2 separate regions of the Mus musculus genome follow, and region 1 is linked to region 2. Evidence: chromatin loops called from intact Hi-C (ENCODE). Cell type or tissue: left cerebral cortex. All regions are shown on one strand.

Evidence for each region. A loop is a pair of places that touch in the nucleus more often than their neighbours do. Peaks named below come from ENCODE experiments on the same cell type or tissue, not always from the same donor. Only the 100,000 strongest peaks of a DNase experiment are listed, where the experiment ranks them.
Region 1: a loop joins it to region 2, with 2.7 times the contacts of the local background. A loop is called at or near these places in 3 of 42 quality-filtered maps.

The regions. Positions count from the first base shown.
Region 1 is chr8:102,674,168-102,682,167 of GRCm38, forward strand. Cdh11 (cadherin 11) reads right to left here. Exons shown (of 13, transcript NM_009866.5): 3 at 5,445-5,844. The coding sequence starts at 5,672. Among named protein-coding and RNA genes, the nearest start is that of Cdh11, 110 kb to the right of the region's middle. In left cerebral cortex, no CTCF peak of the experiment used is centred here; a DNase peak (open chromatin) is centred at 3,136.
Region 2 is chr8:102,765,668-102,773,667 of GRCm38, forward strand. The region is part of intron 1 of Cdh11 (cadherin 11); the gene reads right to left. Among named protein-coding and RNA genes, the nearest start is that of Cdh11, 15 kb to the right of the region's middle. In left cerebral cortex, no CTCF peak of the experiment used is centred here; DNase peaks (open chromatin) are centred at 4,621 and 5,947.

The DNA.
Region 1 (8,000 bases), 92 kb before region 2:
ACACAATAAAAACACATAGGTTGAAAGTTACACTATGTACACATGTGTGCACATACATACAGTCACACACATATCATGAGACGAAGTGATTTCCATCATCATTTTCTGAATAGAGAAATGGAGTCTTAGATAACTGCTATGACCCAAGGTAATGATGAGGCTGATGGATTTGCAAATGTTTAATTCTGAGGTCCATGTTCTTCCTCTCTTATTCTCTCTCTTTGACTGTATATATGCATACATACAAAATATAGACAGGCACATAATAGTTATTTGGAAAGAAATGCACGTATATATTTCAAAAAGATATAAGCATGAATTTATGCAGCATATTTCTCTCAGTGTTTATTCCCATTTCATCCCTTCTTCAGCTATGAATCACCTTTTTGCCAGTTTCTTATGACTCCTTTATGAGATAATATTTCAAGCCTATACATATACAAACTTATCTCCACAGATTCTTAAAAGCTCTTTGCTTAATTTTACATAATCAGGGCTATAAATTGTATATTGTAAATTGTAGATTTAGATTCCTCTAACTGTAACTTCTCCAGCTCCATCAACATCTAGGTATAAACGGCTTCCTTATCCACCATGTGATATTAATGTAATTTTTGTAGAGATCCTCTTCAAAGGACACTTATATTTGTTACTACAAATACAAGTCCAGGCATCTGTTACTACAAATCCTTCAACTAATCAGATTTTTCTAGATCTACTGTCTAGTGTCCAGAGTCTAATGTCTGGAGCCATCATCTTCTTGGGAGAAGAATCTCCTATGACCCTATGATCATAGTGGACAGTGGGGCAAAGTAATAGACATGTTGTCCCCAGACCCTTGGAAGAACTTCCAATATCCTTGGGATTTTCATGTTTTCCAGAAAGCCTTTAGACAGATGATTTTTGCCTAAATATGTATTGATGGAGTCAAGAATCTACTATAGTCTTTTAGCTGCCAATTCGACCAGCAGCTCTGCCCGAATTCTGCTCTGTGTTTCAGAGCCCACGCCCATCAAAGACTTCATTGATTTTCCTGCAGCAATAAAGCCTATGCACTCACTTTCTGTCCTCATGATTTCTGAGGTCCTTAACCTCTTTTATATTAATGTTACTTTAATTGTTATATGAAATTGTTACGTGGTTTGAACTAATTTATATATTTTAATATGTGAATGCTATTATATGAGTTATTTTCATTGCCTTATAGTATTGAAAATTAGCTAGAAGATTTTAAAAATACTAATTGATTAAACCTGTTGTGTATAGAAATTCAGAAAAATAAAATAAACAGTAAAGAAAAAGTTATATCCACTCATTTACTACAATAAAGATTGTAACTAATTTTTATTTAATATTAATGACTTTAATAATTTATAAATATCATTTTATTACTGTTAGTAAATTTTTTATCGTTATTATAAAACCAAGGCCTACACAGTTTGCTCGAGGTTCACAAAGAAAAACTGAATATATTACTTTTTAAAATGGTGCTATCATTTAAATTTCCTAAATATGTTTAATTATTTGTAGAGTTTTGGTGAAACACCAACAATTTCAGCTCCAACATGGACACATAGGCATAATCTACAACCATTTTGGTTCTGAATCCCAGGGCTTCTCTGGCAGGGACAGTAGGAAAACTTCTGCTTCTGAAAGGTAAGAAAATATAATCCACCATTTTAATGCAATATGACTGATGTAATTCTTAAGAGTTTGGCCATTTGTGGAGGGAAATATGAAGTTACTTGATGAATTTCAGTGGACTAATAGAGTATCCACAATGTTCATGTTGTTTCCTTCAAGGCCTGTGTTCCCCTCTCCTATCCGGCCTAGGATTGTGGTGTTCTTCTTTACCCTGTGCTCCATGGGTATCAAATGCTAGAGGTTAAGTCCCAGGGGCTGGCGAGATGGCTTAGTAGGTAAGAGCACTGACTGCTCTTCTGACTGTCCTGAGTTCAATTCCCAGCAACCACATGATGGTTTGCTGCCACCTGTAATGAGATCTGACTCCCCATTCTGGTGTGTCTGAAGACAGCTACAGTGTACTTACATATAATAAATAAATATATCATTTAAAAAAATGTACTGGGGCATATAATCTTTGCAAGACTAAGTAAGGACCTCTCCTCCCTCTCCTTCCACTGATGGCCTACTAGGACATCCTCTGCTACATATGCAACTAGAGACACAAGCTCTGTGGGTTACTTGTTAGTTCATGTTATTGTTCCAACTATAGGTTTGCAGACCCCTTTAGCTCCTTGGGTACTTTTTCTAGCTCCTTCATTTGGGGCCCTGTGTTCTATCCAATAGATGACTGTGAGCATCCACTTCTGTGTTTGCCAGGCAATGGCATAGCCTCAAAAGGTGCTAGGGCCAAGAAGCAGGAGTGGGTAAGTTGGAGAGCAGGGCGGGGGGAGGGTATAGGGGATGTTTTGGATGGCATTTGAAATGTAAATGAAGAAAATATCTAATAAAAATAAATGCTAATTTTTATTAAAAAATAAATGAAGATGTAAATATAAAATGTCAAGGTACTGAAAGTTTCTAAAGATCTTCATGCATTACACATGAAAACATAAAGAGGCATTTCATAGAGGCAGGCAGATTTCTGAGTTCAAGGCAAGCCTGGTCTACAGAGTGAGTTCCAGGACAGTCAAAGCCATACAGAGAAACCCTGTCTCAAAAAAACAAAAAAGCAAAAGAACAACAACAAAAAAAAAACAAAACAAAAACAAAAAACAAACAAACAAACAAACAAAAAGAGGCATTTTATAACTAGCCATGGAGCTGAAATTTTTACCAAGCATCCGGCTTATCCCATTTCCACTTTGTTTCTCCTCCCTCCAAGGTTTAAGAGTTGGATATGTCTTCCCTAGTTTTCCTCTGTCACAAAGATGATCTACTGTACTGACAATACTATTTATTAGGTTCTACACGAAAGCAGTTTGGGAACACAGCAAGTGCTATCAAGGGGCCAGTTGCTGAGACATGCACAGCCAGTTCCTGACTCCAAAGACTGATTGCTTCTCTCTTTGCACAGCACAGCATGACACAGGCTGAATTTCCTACATGCAAACTGTAAGTCTTTTGTGCTTTGCCAAATTCTACCTTTTTAGGGAATTTTCAAGCATTCAACCTTGAATGTCACCATTCAAAGACTGTTAGCGAGCAAGCCAACTATTCCTCCTACTTAAGCAGGAATCATCTTAGCACCATTTCAGAAGGAAGATTTTGCCAGATCTAAGCAGGCACATATGGACACACACACATATGCAGAGGCACACATACACATGTAGAGGCACACACACACACACACACACACACACACACACACACACACACACACATGCAGAGGCACGTGCACGCACACAAACACACAGCATCCAACTAAGAGTCCTTTCACAAACCTTACTTTTCAAGGTCATACATGGGATGATGCCAGATTTCCCCTTCCTCTCTCTATTCCTCGTCTTCTCCCGAGTGCATCATATGACATTTGTTATATCCAGAGAGACACAAAGTCGTCTGACTCACTAAGCCCTCTCCCCCCTGCCACCACCAAGCCTAAACACACTCTGTCCCCCACTGAGACAGTGACAAAGCAGAGGGTCATTTTCTCAGAGCAATTTAATACCCAGCTCTACACATTGCTTGAGCTAAATTGCCCTGCTTTACTGGGGCTGTCTTTTTCCCCTTCCTTTCTGTGGACACAGCACAGCTCTTCGGTTACAGGATTGTGCTGGTCAATTATTTTCTCCTACTTCCATGTTATCAAGACTACTTCTACATCTTTTTCACTGTATGTATATATGAGTGAAATTATTTAGAGCATTATTTCTAAAAAATGTATTTCCAGCTCTAAAATAGGTTGAGATTATCATGAACATTTGTTGCCGGGCAGTGGTGGCACACGCCTTTAATCCCAGCACTTGGGAGGCAGAGGCAGGCGGATTTCTGAGTTCGAGGCCAGCCTGGTCTACAGAGTAAGTTCCAGGACAGCCAGGGCTACACAGAGAAACCCTGTCTCGAAAAAACAAACAAAAAAAATCATAAAAATAAATGATATGTCGGGCGGTGGTGGCACACGCCTTTAATCCCAGCACTTGGGAGGCAGAGGCAGGCAGATTTCTGAGTTCCAGGCCAGCCTGGTCTACAAAGTGAGTTCCAGGACAGCCAGGGCTATACAGAGAAACCCTATCTCGAAAAACCAAAAAAAAAAAAAAAAAAAAAAAAAGATATAAAAAGTGGACTGCTGTTTCATATCAAAAAGAGAAAAAAAAAAACCAACCAAGATAACTTGTTGGCATCCTTTGGGTTCAAAAGTAGATATCTCTATCATCTGGCCTTGCATTTCTCTATATCAAATCAGTTCTGTTTAACTTGAATGTCAGGGTTATTAGATACTTGCCTCTATTTTTCATTAGGGTTAAGAACATAAATTGAATTTCATTACCCTCCTCATTATATTTTTTTCTTCTTTCTTAAATGACTGAGTGGCAGTGGCTGCCTCTTTTTCTTGCTTGTTTGGGGTCAGGTAATGCTTCAACCTGATTTATTGTCTGTCTACCACTTCGATATAATAGAGCTTCAATTTGTACATATTAAAATAACGATCTCCTGTGAACCAGTGTCAATATTACCTAAGAGACTGTCTCGTGTTTTATCATAATAAGTAGTAAGAAGTCACTTTGCCAAATGTGTTTTGCCCTCTCTACATTTATATTTCCAATGGAGTTGAATAACCAGTGCATAATCTTAGAAGTGGAAATACAGCAAAAACATACCTAAAGACAAAATGGATAATATCATTCCTATCCTAAAAACACATAGTTACTCATTCCATTGGACTTGGTATTAGTGCCAAGACATAAGGATTCGAGGCTAATCTAATTCCTCATACAAAGTAAAAGGAAATGAAGTGACAGAGGCAGACATGTAAAACAGCAACGTAGGATGAAAGGGATTGGTGAGACACGGGAATATAAAAGTGGGAACAGGCAAGTTGAGGTTAGTATATAGTCCGAGAAATTCCTCCAGTTGAAGAATGGTTCAATAAATTAAGGCAGTATTTCTTTTAATAGACTCCAAAGAAATTCAAAGTCAAAATGGAGTCCTTATCCTATAATAAGTGAACATTAGAAGCATTCTCAGTGTGGTTTGGTCCATGAATGAGGAGGAGAAGACTGGATGCGTATATACATAATATGATTCTCTTTTCAATGATAGTAGATCATTCTTGTTCTCTTTTTCTGCTTCATTGTTTTAGATGTACTTACCTTGCTTTCGTCTATTCATTAGTTTGCCTACCGTTGTTTTGTCTTGTTTTTTGTTGGTTTGTTTGTTTGTTCATTTGTTTGTTTTGTGTTGTTCTGACCTGGTCATGTCCTTCTGCACTGATAATGAGCACATATAGACATATCAACATCAAATATAAGCAGCCTTACCCTGCCCACCAGCACAGGGTCAGGCCCGGTGTACTCTTCTATCACAAAGAATTGGTTCCAGACCCAGCCTCTCTTGGAGCGTTGCAGCACCTGCCCCTCCTTGCCCTTCTCATGGTGTCCATGGAAAGAGGGATGCAGGTGGCTTCGTCGCTCCAGAGCAAACGCCTGGCTGTGGTATAGCATGCTCAGGCACACCAGGGCAGCTTGTAAACAGTAGTTCTCCTTCATTTTTGGTTATGCAGTAGGCACAGGAGAATGCAGCTGTCACTCCCTACACCAACAGAGTGGCTTTCTTTCGGATGGCGGCCTCCCAGATGTGTCAAGTAGACCTCCTCTGGAATGGAATATCTTCACTCACTGAGGACATCACGCCAGGGTTGGTCACCTCCGCAGTCAGCTTCTGCAAGGAGAGAGAGAATGAGATTAGTTGCAGCCTCCATCCACCTATTGTTTCGTTTCCATTTAGCAAACATGTTGGTTTGAATATCAGTTTACCACTTGTCAGCTTTGGGAAAGCTGACAGCTTTCTCTGAACCCAGCTTGCTCATTTCAAAATGTAGATAAGAATAATATTCATTGAAAGGTTGCTGCAATGATCAAGAGAAAAGGGAATATAAGGCCACTAACACAATGTCTAGAACCCAGAAACTCTCTATTATTCATTGATTATATGTGTGCTTGGCTATGTTCATGGCTTAGAGAAACTAGGGAAGTAAGCCTAGGAGCATAACACAGCATCCACAGTAAGGATGCCAGAGGCCAGCACAGTAAAGAGAGGATGCTTAAAGAATATGGTGCCTGAATTGAATACTAAAGCAAAAGCTTCTATGTTAAGAATGGAGAAGATAGGATATCATGAGGAAAAAAAAAGTACCAGAATTCCATAACCATTACAGTTGGCTAACCACAGCATAAACCAAGACTTAAGCACAAATGGAAAATAAGAGGAATCTTATGTCATAGACTGTGAGATGGAAGGAAAGACAAGGCAGACCTCAGGAAATGATGATGGGAATGAAATAATCAATGAAGAAATGAATGACTAAGGTATGTGTGTGGGAGACAGGCACAGAAGGATCACAGCAATTTTATGAAGTCAGAGGCTACTTTGATCTAATCTGACTTTCATAGTGAATTCCAGCACAGCCCAACCTAGCAAGGTGCTGTATTTATAGAGAAAAAATTCTAAAAGGTCAAGTCTTCATTGAGTTTTGTGAATCAATTAATTAAATTATGCTGATCAATTAACACTACAGTGTCAACTAATAGGTCAAATTCCCATTGACTCACTGGAGGATCTATTAATGCTATTGAAGTCAATTACAGCTACAGCATCAATTTGTTCTTTTATGGTCTGACGTCTCCCTCACCAGCTCAGCATCCTATCTTGCTGGACAGCTTTTCATAGGATGCTTTCCAGTTTCACCCCAATTACAAGAAGAAAAATTGAACAGTAAACCTGTTGTAGGCAGCATATTATTGCTTCTTCAAACCCAACCAGCACACTCCTACTCATTAGCAGTAAGATGGAGCCATTGGCAGTTTGCCTTCCCAAATTCCTTGTGTTTCTCTGACCTAGAGTCCCTCTAGCTCCCAGACTTCTTGAATTTCAGGGTTCTAGTACAGGAAATAAATTTCCCCTTATATAATATTCTTTGATTACTCCCCCCACTTAAAATTCATCGTTCCTTGTTTAGAAGTATCTGCTTCTTCTTGGTGGTATCCAGAGTCCAGGTGTTCTCAAAAACACATGCATTCTCTATTAACCCATTACACATGGGTAAACACAGAGTGAGAACCTAGATTCCTCCTATTTTCCCAGGGAGGCAAAATGCAAGCCTGTCACTGTTGCTAACCAGATTGTGCACATGTGCCTTGAAACTGGAGATGACAAGACAAAAAAAAAAAAAAAAAAAAAAAAAAAAAAAGGTGTGGGGCAGGGAAACACTCAGAGAGAAAGGAAGTAGAGTTACTTAGCCATTTGGCTTTAGTAGTCTTGGGCATACGAGGGCTGATAGACTTCTTTTTCACATAGCAAATCCCTTTTCTCTTGGTAGTCTGACTTAGCCTTTTCAAGTCTTTGGTCTTACACCAAGATAATATTTGGACATGCTGCAGATACAAAGGTGTCTGCTATCATCCAAATAGAACTTCTCCATAGGATTACTCCTGTCTCTTCTCAAGAAATAGGGAATTGAAGCCCTTAGTATTTGTTGTTTACAGATGCATTGGAATATGTAAAATGCAGTATGAAGGAATAAAGGTAAAAGATGCTTTGCTGTCACACACCAACCTCATCCCTCACATTAAATACATTTATAGTTTAACACTGACATTTCTCTCTTTCTCTCTCTCTCTCCCTATGTGTGTATGTGTTTGTTGTGAGTGTGTGTTGTGTGTGTGTGTGTCTGTGTATGTAAGGGTGTGTGTGTGTATGTGTGTCTGTGTGTGACTGGTGAAGGGATGTTGATGTTCTTATCATTGTTGTTGTTATTTTTGTGTACATGAGTTCAGATGCTCATAAGGCCAGAAGCCATAAGATCCACTGAAGATGGA
Region 2 (8,000 bases):
ACTCAGCATCTGCTATGCCCCAGTAGTGGTGAAGAGATGCAGCTGCCTTCCCCTCTGTCCTGTGGTTCATATAGATGGTGACTCTCATTTGCCAATGTCAGGCACTTGGTGACACATCCTCCTGCTCTGCTTACCTTACCAATTCTTATCCCAGTTGGGTAATATTTAGTCACTTGTTGTTGTCTGCTGCCTCAAACAAAACACGAGGTCTTAATTTTATTTATGCCATTGGGTAAGCATCTTTAGACCTTGGTCAACGTGACATGAAGAGACATGAAGCGTCAAGTCATGAACACAGTACACTGAGAAGTGTCATTTGAAACATATACTTTGAATTGTTTCCTCTTCAAAGTCATCCACCTGGATTTAAATCAAGAAGCCAGGTGCATGAAAATTTGAGACTCCAGTTAACTTCCATGCAGGCTCTCCACTGTCAGTCACCACTAACTGGATTTCCATGCTTGAGATATTTGAGAAGTACGGTCTAAAGTCCAAATCTGCCTGCCTCATCTCCAGGACCAAATAGAAAAGACACAATGTATCTCCATGAATCTATCAGTTGACAGAACTCTAAGCTAAAAATTGGTAGTTATGGATATGATTCATGTGCTACAGCACTCCCTGCTACCAGTTCACATCTTCCATAGCAATACTCTCTGATCGTCACAAGAATCCGATTTCCTAGACAAATTAACCATTGGAAGTAGCTAGGTGTATTGGGTTATTTCATCTTCCTGCTTCGTAAATAGTGATGAAAATTGAGAGGGGTTCATTTTGTCCACAAACACACATGAAGGAAAAATAAACTACAACATATGAGATGTGTATAAGAGCATGTTTTCAATGTATCACTACCCTGTATTAACCGAATTGTTAGATTACTGTTAGTGCTCTTGCTTTACTACATTAATGGTTTTCTTCATCTGTGTTCCTGGATGGTTATAGTAGTATAGATGTAATTCCAAGCAGAGAAACAAAGCATGGAAGCATAAATTCAAGTTCTGAATCTTTCTCATCTATAACAATGATGAGCACACTAATAAAAAGCTTATTTAAGAATTCTGAGGCTTTTTTATCTGAAAGATATGGGTGGGTGTATCGGGATGCTTTGACTCTGCAGTAAAGCAACCTGACAAGGTGTTCAACAGAGCATCTCTTTCCCCAATAGTATTTTTAGACTGATAAATAAATTATTCCTCTTTGAAAGACCTGAGTTCTGCACCCATTTACACGGCTTCTACCAAATGCATGTAGCTATAGGCCATTTAAAATGTGTATACTGCAAACTGAAATGAGTTATAAATTCCAAGCACATGCCTGATGTCTGAGATGCAGCAGAGAAATAATCATGTGGTTAACATTAAATACATGATTTATCTTTTGTTTTGTGCTGTGTTGTGATAAAATGTTGTACAAATTAACATCATTATTTATCTTTCACTTTTAAAAATCTGGTAGCTGGAAAATTTTAAATTATGTGATTACTATGAATGCTAAAGTTGTTAATATAGTAGAATATAATGCAAGCATTATAGTTCTGTTTGCAACACTGGGTGGAAGATTTCTCCAGAAATTTCAATTGCAATCATATAAAAGCTTAAAAACAAAGGATTTGGTGGAGGAAATTGAGTTCTTAACATCCTCAGCATTATGCAAATGTGATTCACGCCGAGAAGAAAGCATTATAGATGCCAATGTTTTTTGAAAGTAAAGCATGAAAGGGGTCACAGGTGACAAGCAGCTTCTTCCAACTCTAAGTGACAGTGTGGAGCAATAGCTTAGTGACCTCCAGTGAAGCTGCTGGAGAGGAGAAAAACGTGCTGCAGTACTTGAACTTAGTACTAATTCCACAGTGCCACTCACCAACCACACTACTCAGCTTAGAGACAGACATCATTTGTATCTCCACTTCCCCTTAGAACAAAACATACTAACTATACTTAGAGTTGCAGAAACCATTTGTCAAGTACTGTTGGACTCTGAAATGCTTCCAAAGGCTCAGATGTCGCAGTTCTGATCCTTAATGCATCAATATTTTGAGAAGGAGCTTTGGGGATGTGAGTGACTCGTGAGACCTGGGATTTTATCAATGGCATACTCCATTCATTGTTTGCTAATTAGATGGGCTATAGGCAAGTAATTGAAACATAGAGGTTGGGGTCTAGCTGGAGAAAGTGATTCCCTGGAGTCTCTATCTTAACCCTCAACCTTCTTATGCACTCTTTATGCTTCCCAGCCACTATGAGATGAAGAGTTCTGCTCACCATGTGCTAATCATCTTGTTCTGTCTCACCAACATCCTGGTAACTATGTGACTACAAACTGAAACCTTCAAAACCCTGGGCCATATAAAGCCCTCTCTGTAACATGCATCCCTCAGATACTTTGTCATAACTAGAGAAAGCCAAGGCAAGTATTCACTGAACACCTGCTATGTGCTGCCTTCACTCTAATTGTATAGAAAACTCTGTCCAACAGCTGCAGCCTGCACTGAAGTCTCAGATAAGATTATAGTGAGGGAACTGAATACAATTCATTTAAACCCCTTTGTCACTTGAACCTTTGATCAATTCTATATATACAGATGAGACTCTCATACTGTAACAAAACTGAATGAACTGATAAAACATAAAGCCAAGATCAAAGAAGGATGTGTGTTTGTGCTATTGTTATTGCCACAGTGGGATATAGACTTTAAATAATTCTGCCCGATAAGCCCAAAAGAAAGGCCTCAAAATATAAAGAGAGACAGAAGTCAATGTTGTAAACTCTTATATCTTAATAGCAACATAGATATGGATCAGTAAATCAGAGAGCAGATATTTACAAGTTAACACATAAATAACTCTTTGCCTTGGTTCCTGGATGTTAACTATAGTGTCTTCTGTCTTTCCAGGTCTCCCTTCCAAACTACTTTGGATTTCCCATCACAGCACAAGAATCCAGTCACATCATTTGTTTATTTATCTTAAAAAAGCACAGTATAAGTGCCCTAAGAATTCTGTGATTCTGTAAAGGTTGGTGGGTTTTATTTTGTTTGCTCTTCTAAGGAGCCAAGGAGGCACTGGGGATTAAGAGAGAGAAATAACTACACAGGGAGATTTAAGGAAATCTCTCAGCTGAGATGAGCCCACAGCCAGAAAGAGTTCCTAAGAATGCCATAGAGGACATAATGAGGGCTAGCAGACTAGAAGATCTCCATCTGTACACCCCACAACACAAAGGGCCCTCACAGGGCAACAGTCAAATCTCCGTAGCAACCCACACTGGAGACATAATTATTATGACAAATGACTTTTTTGTTCAATTTGATGTGGAAATTACAGTTAAACTAGCACATTTCCTCATATTTGAGGTCATGTGAATGTTAACCCTCAGAGCTCCTTGGTAAGAAAGCCACCTGAGACCTGAAAGGAGGGGTAGAAATACAGGTGACTCCACTGTCCCCCAAAATTGCTAGGCTCTGAATCCAAATCAACAGGAGAAAGTTCACACCACAGGGTGCAATCAGTGCCAGCCCCTCAAAAGAAAACTGTCTTCTAAAAAAAAAACTAACGTGGGCTAAATGATTTCCTGTGCAAATGTAAAATCCGGACGACAAATACCTGGATAGTTTGGATATTCTCCACAGCAAGCAAACATGAGCATGTCTCCAAGACTAATACTATTCCAATATATTTAATCAGTTCCCACTCTTACTCATAAAGCTTCAATGTTCTTTGTTTCAAAAACTGTTCACGTACTCAAGCTTGGTGACACATTTTGGAGGCTTCACGCAGGGATGAGAATTAAATCCTTGAATGCCCAATGGTCGGCCATTCATTTAGCTTTTTATTTTATTTTGGTTTGGTTTTTATCAAAATAAAAATATGATGCCAGCAAGCTAGATTAGGAAAAGAGTGTGTAGTCAAGCAGGGCATAAGAACATCTGTCTATGTGTACATTTTAAGCAGAACTTAGCTGTTCTTTTCCATATTTTCCACATAGTTTGCAATCTAGTCTTCTAAAGAGGAAATGTGAATCCAGGCAAGGTAGGAAGCTTATTGGACACAGTGAGTTAGTTGAAAATGAAGGGCTTGGTAAAGAGATACATCCAGTGGTATACAAATAGAACAGACCAAGGAATATACGATTATGGTCGATCAAAGTACAAAGCATAGACATCTGGTGCCCTTTGTTGATTTGTGCAAATCTCTGCCATGTGTTTGCAATTACATTAGTTTTGAAGTGTTTTCTTAGAATGTCAATTTCAGTTCTGATGCCTCTTAATGTACTCCTGAAATCCAATTTAGATTATTTATTTGAATACATTAATGAGTATATCTCTATAAAAATTTACCACAACTCCTAAAATGTGACTTTCTTCTCTATCCTTCAGATGGATCCTATCACAAGTAGATAGCAACTACTGATGGATCAAAATTAAGTGCACATGTCTTCCTTCAACAACTCTTACAGCACACTGTAAACTCTGAGTATGATATGTGTACTGTGATGTGACACTCTTGGTGGCATCCTCCTTTCACCATGAGAGGGCTGGACAGAAGCCCAAACTTCAGAAGAGAATATGAATCTTGGAACTACATCTTCTTTCTGTCTAACACTTCTTTTTAAAATATTTAAGTTGTGTGAACACATCCCAGAAAACATAACACGCTGTGTCATCTTTAAATCACCCTGGGTTGGGGATCGTGCCAAGAACACATCAATCCTAGATGAAAGTGGGAATATCACAGGAAAAGTTTTTCAGAGCATTTCAGTCCTGAATTCAAATCCTCTAAAATTGTCTTCATGCCATTTCAGGCTCTTATTACAAGGCTATCAAGAAAAACCAGTAAAATAAGTTATAGAAGGTCTGGTTCCAGGCACTGAGTCAAGAACTTCATAAGGATCAATGAATGATCAGTGGTAAATTTCACGAATCACCCAGTAGAAACGTCTTAAATCTGTTGGCTGTAACAAACAGAGAACAAAACACAGAAACTCTGTGCTCAAATTAGTGTCTCTCCACTTTTCAACTACACAACATTATGAAAAGTGTTTTGGCCACCCCTCATCTTACTTTCTACCTTTTATAGATGGAGATAATTACAATTTCCACCTCATTGAGGTTGTACTAAAGATGGATAGAGGTAATTCGTGGAAAGTGCTGAGCATGGTGTGTTCATTTTAGCTATTACAATAGTGCCTCAGTCAATATGGAGCATCTACACCATGGTTTTCCTCATGCAGACTTTATCCCTGAGAGTTTTGCTTCTTCCTATTATTTTTTGTCTATTCTGGTCCTGAAATTACTTAACAAAACTCTTGACACTCCCCTGTTTAATATCTTTAAAGAAAAAAGAAAAAAGAAAAAGAAAAAACTTCCCAGTATTTAAGGAATAATACCAAAGCCTTGAAGTTGATATTCAGGTATCGCTTTCATAAAGGGGTCCAAGCTTGGGTGCCACTACTACGAGGGACATCTACTCTGTTCAGACAAACAACATCTGTGCATTCACATCCTGCTACTTTGCTTTGAGTGTCCCCTGCTCTAGAATCCTAAGATGTGAGGGTCAGCAAGCACTAGGTCAAATGATTTCTGAATAAAGATTTGAGAGCCAGACTATTTTAGAGCTGGACAGTCCCCAAAATACCACTTTACAGATGAGAAGACTGAGGTCAGTTGGCTTCTCATGGTCTCTGAGCTGTTTATCAGCAAAGCCTTTACTGCACTGCTGGGCTGCCTCCAGGGAAAGAGCCTCAGGGCAGCCTATTAGGAAAAATATTTGTCAGCAATTGGCCACAAAGTTGCTGACAAATGATCTTTGTCCATTTGTGAGAAATGGGACAGGAGGTATACACCTAGTAAGAAAAAAACATAAGGCTTGTTTTGCTGTATCCCGTACACCTCAGGCTTGCAATGCAGGGAATGATGTGAGGAGGGAAGTGATGGAGAGCGAGCTTCTGAAATGCTTCCTTGTGATCTCATGTACCCTTTACTTCAAACATATGGTATCTCTGGCTGGCTTTGGTCCTGACTAATGCTCCCAAGAATTCTAGTGAGATTTACTGAAGCTAGAGAATTTCTGAGATGTTTATAGTCAAAATGACAATGAATAAACCCAAGAATCAACAATGCATTACTTTGAAGGGAAGTGTGCCTGGCTCTAAGAGCTAAACTGTGATTTTTCTCTAAGATGATAATTCTTAGAGTGACATTTCATTTATATAGTGCTGTTTAGCTCTCTAAAAATAATAGTGAAAATGAAAACTATGACTTATAGCACAGCTGTGTCTACGTACCATGTATATATAGAAGAGTGAGGTGGCATAAGACAAACATCTGTTTACTCTTCATGAATTTTAGGGGGAAATGTTGGGAGTGAGAATAGTCACAGATGGACAAACATCCTGGAATAGTATGAAGCAAATCCTAGAAGGCATTTGTACTGTGTGCATACCATTCATACTCACCCAGTTCCATGAACTGGAAACTGTCAGCTACTTAGGGCCAAAATAGAGGCTGTCATGCTGCTAAGAGATACGCAGACCACTCTGCACATAAGCTGAGATGTGATTCAAGTTATTTCTTCATCTTGAGGACAGTCTACTTTCACAGGCTTATCAATGCCACAGAATCTCTGTCTATTCTAAAATTTAGGATTTTTGAAATGACTTACAAGGCTCAAATCTATGGATCATTTTCTCCAGATAATTTCCCTGTCCTTTTCAAAAAACACATTGCCATACAAAGGTCAGTCCGTTATACTGCCTTCTCTAGGCAAACTCTAGAAAGAAAACCTTTTCCACTGAGCTATATGAAGAAGCTCTGCTAAAGTCCTGACATCGAAGCTGCCTATAACACTGATGGTCAACCTAAGCCAAACTAATGTTTAAGGAAATTTCTTTGTGTTCCATTCTATACCCAGCACTCTATCCACCCTTCCAGCAGGATACAAAAGCCAAGACCCTCACCTAAATATTTCAGTGAGCTCATTCCTCAAAGAGCCTTCCAAAAAAAAATTGGGGAAATGAAGCATTTGGGGTTGTGGAGTTGAAAGCAATGAAAACAAACTCTAGGTGGTTCAGTTCTAGCAGGGACACTAGAACACAGGTTCTAGAAACCACCAGTAATTGCAGGTGAGTGGAGAATTAGAGCTATGGACCAGACCCTGCCATAAAAATCAGGGGATACAGGCACCACAGCTATCCTTTCCATAAATGAAAGGTCACTACTACAGAGGCATGATCTTTGCTGTATCACTATCTTTATGATGGAAGTGGTCCTTCATCAATAATATCAATAGCTGTCCTGTCATCTCTAAAACCCCCATCTGCCCTCTTCTCCATCTCTCCCTCTTCTTTCCTCAATCTTGATTCCTCTGTGTTTGTACACACAATATATATTGAATACAAAGAAGCTGGGGCTGAGTTTTTGCTCTGGCTACCACAGAAACTAGTAAAAAGCACTTTCTGGTCATTTAAGACTGCAAGTAGAAAGAAGTTTCTTCTTATAGGAACTTTTTACAGGCGCTTATTCTCCAAACACTGAGAAGTGATTCTGTGACCAAGTAGAAGATCAAGCCAACAAAGCTATACATGTGCACCATGAGGAATGAGTTACAGACAGAAGGCGTTCTTCGGGCATACTGGATCACTCAGTTTGAAGTCTTGTATGATTCAATATGATACCCTGTTTGCAACTGGGTATCTCTGGGTTTATTTTCCTTTAGTCTGATTTTTGTCAAAAGATGTTGTTAAAACAACCTAAAATATGAGATTAACAGTGATGACAGGGATGTTATAGTCTCTATAACAGAATTAAGTCTAAAAATATTTGGTTTGCCAATTAAAAGGTACATGTAACTATGGAATGCAAAGGTGATTGTAATAATATATTGCCATGGCATGCACTGCATAAAGAGTTTTTATATATTAATATAACTTTGTATCAGAACCACCTTATAAGGTAGATCACTACATGGTAAACAAATGGGAATGCAAAAAAATAATTAAAA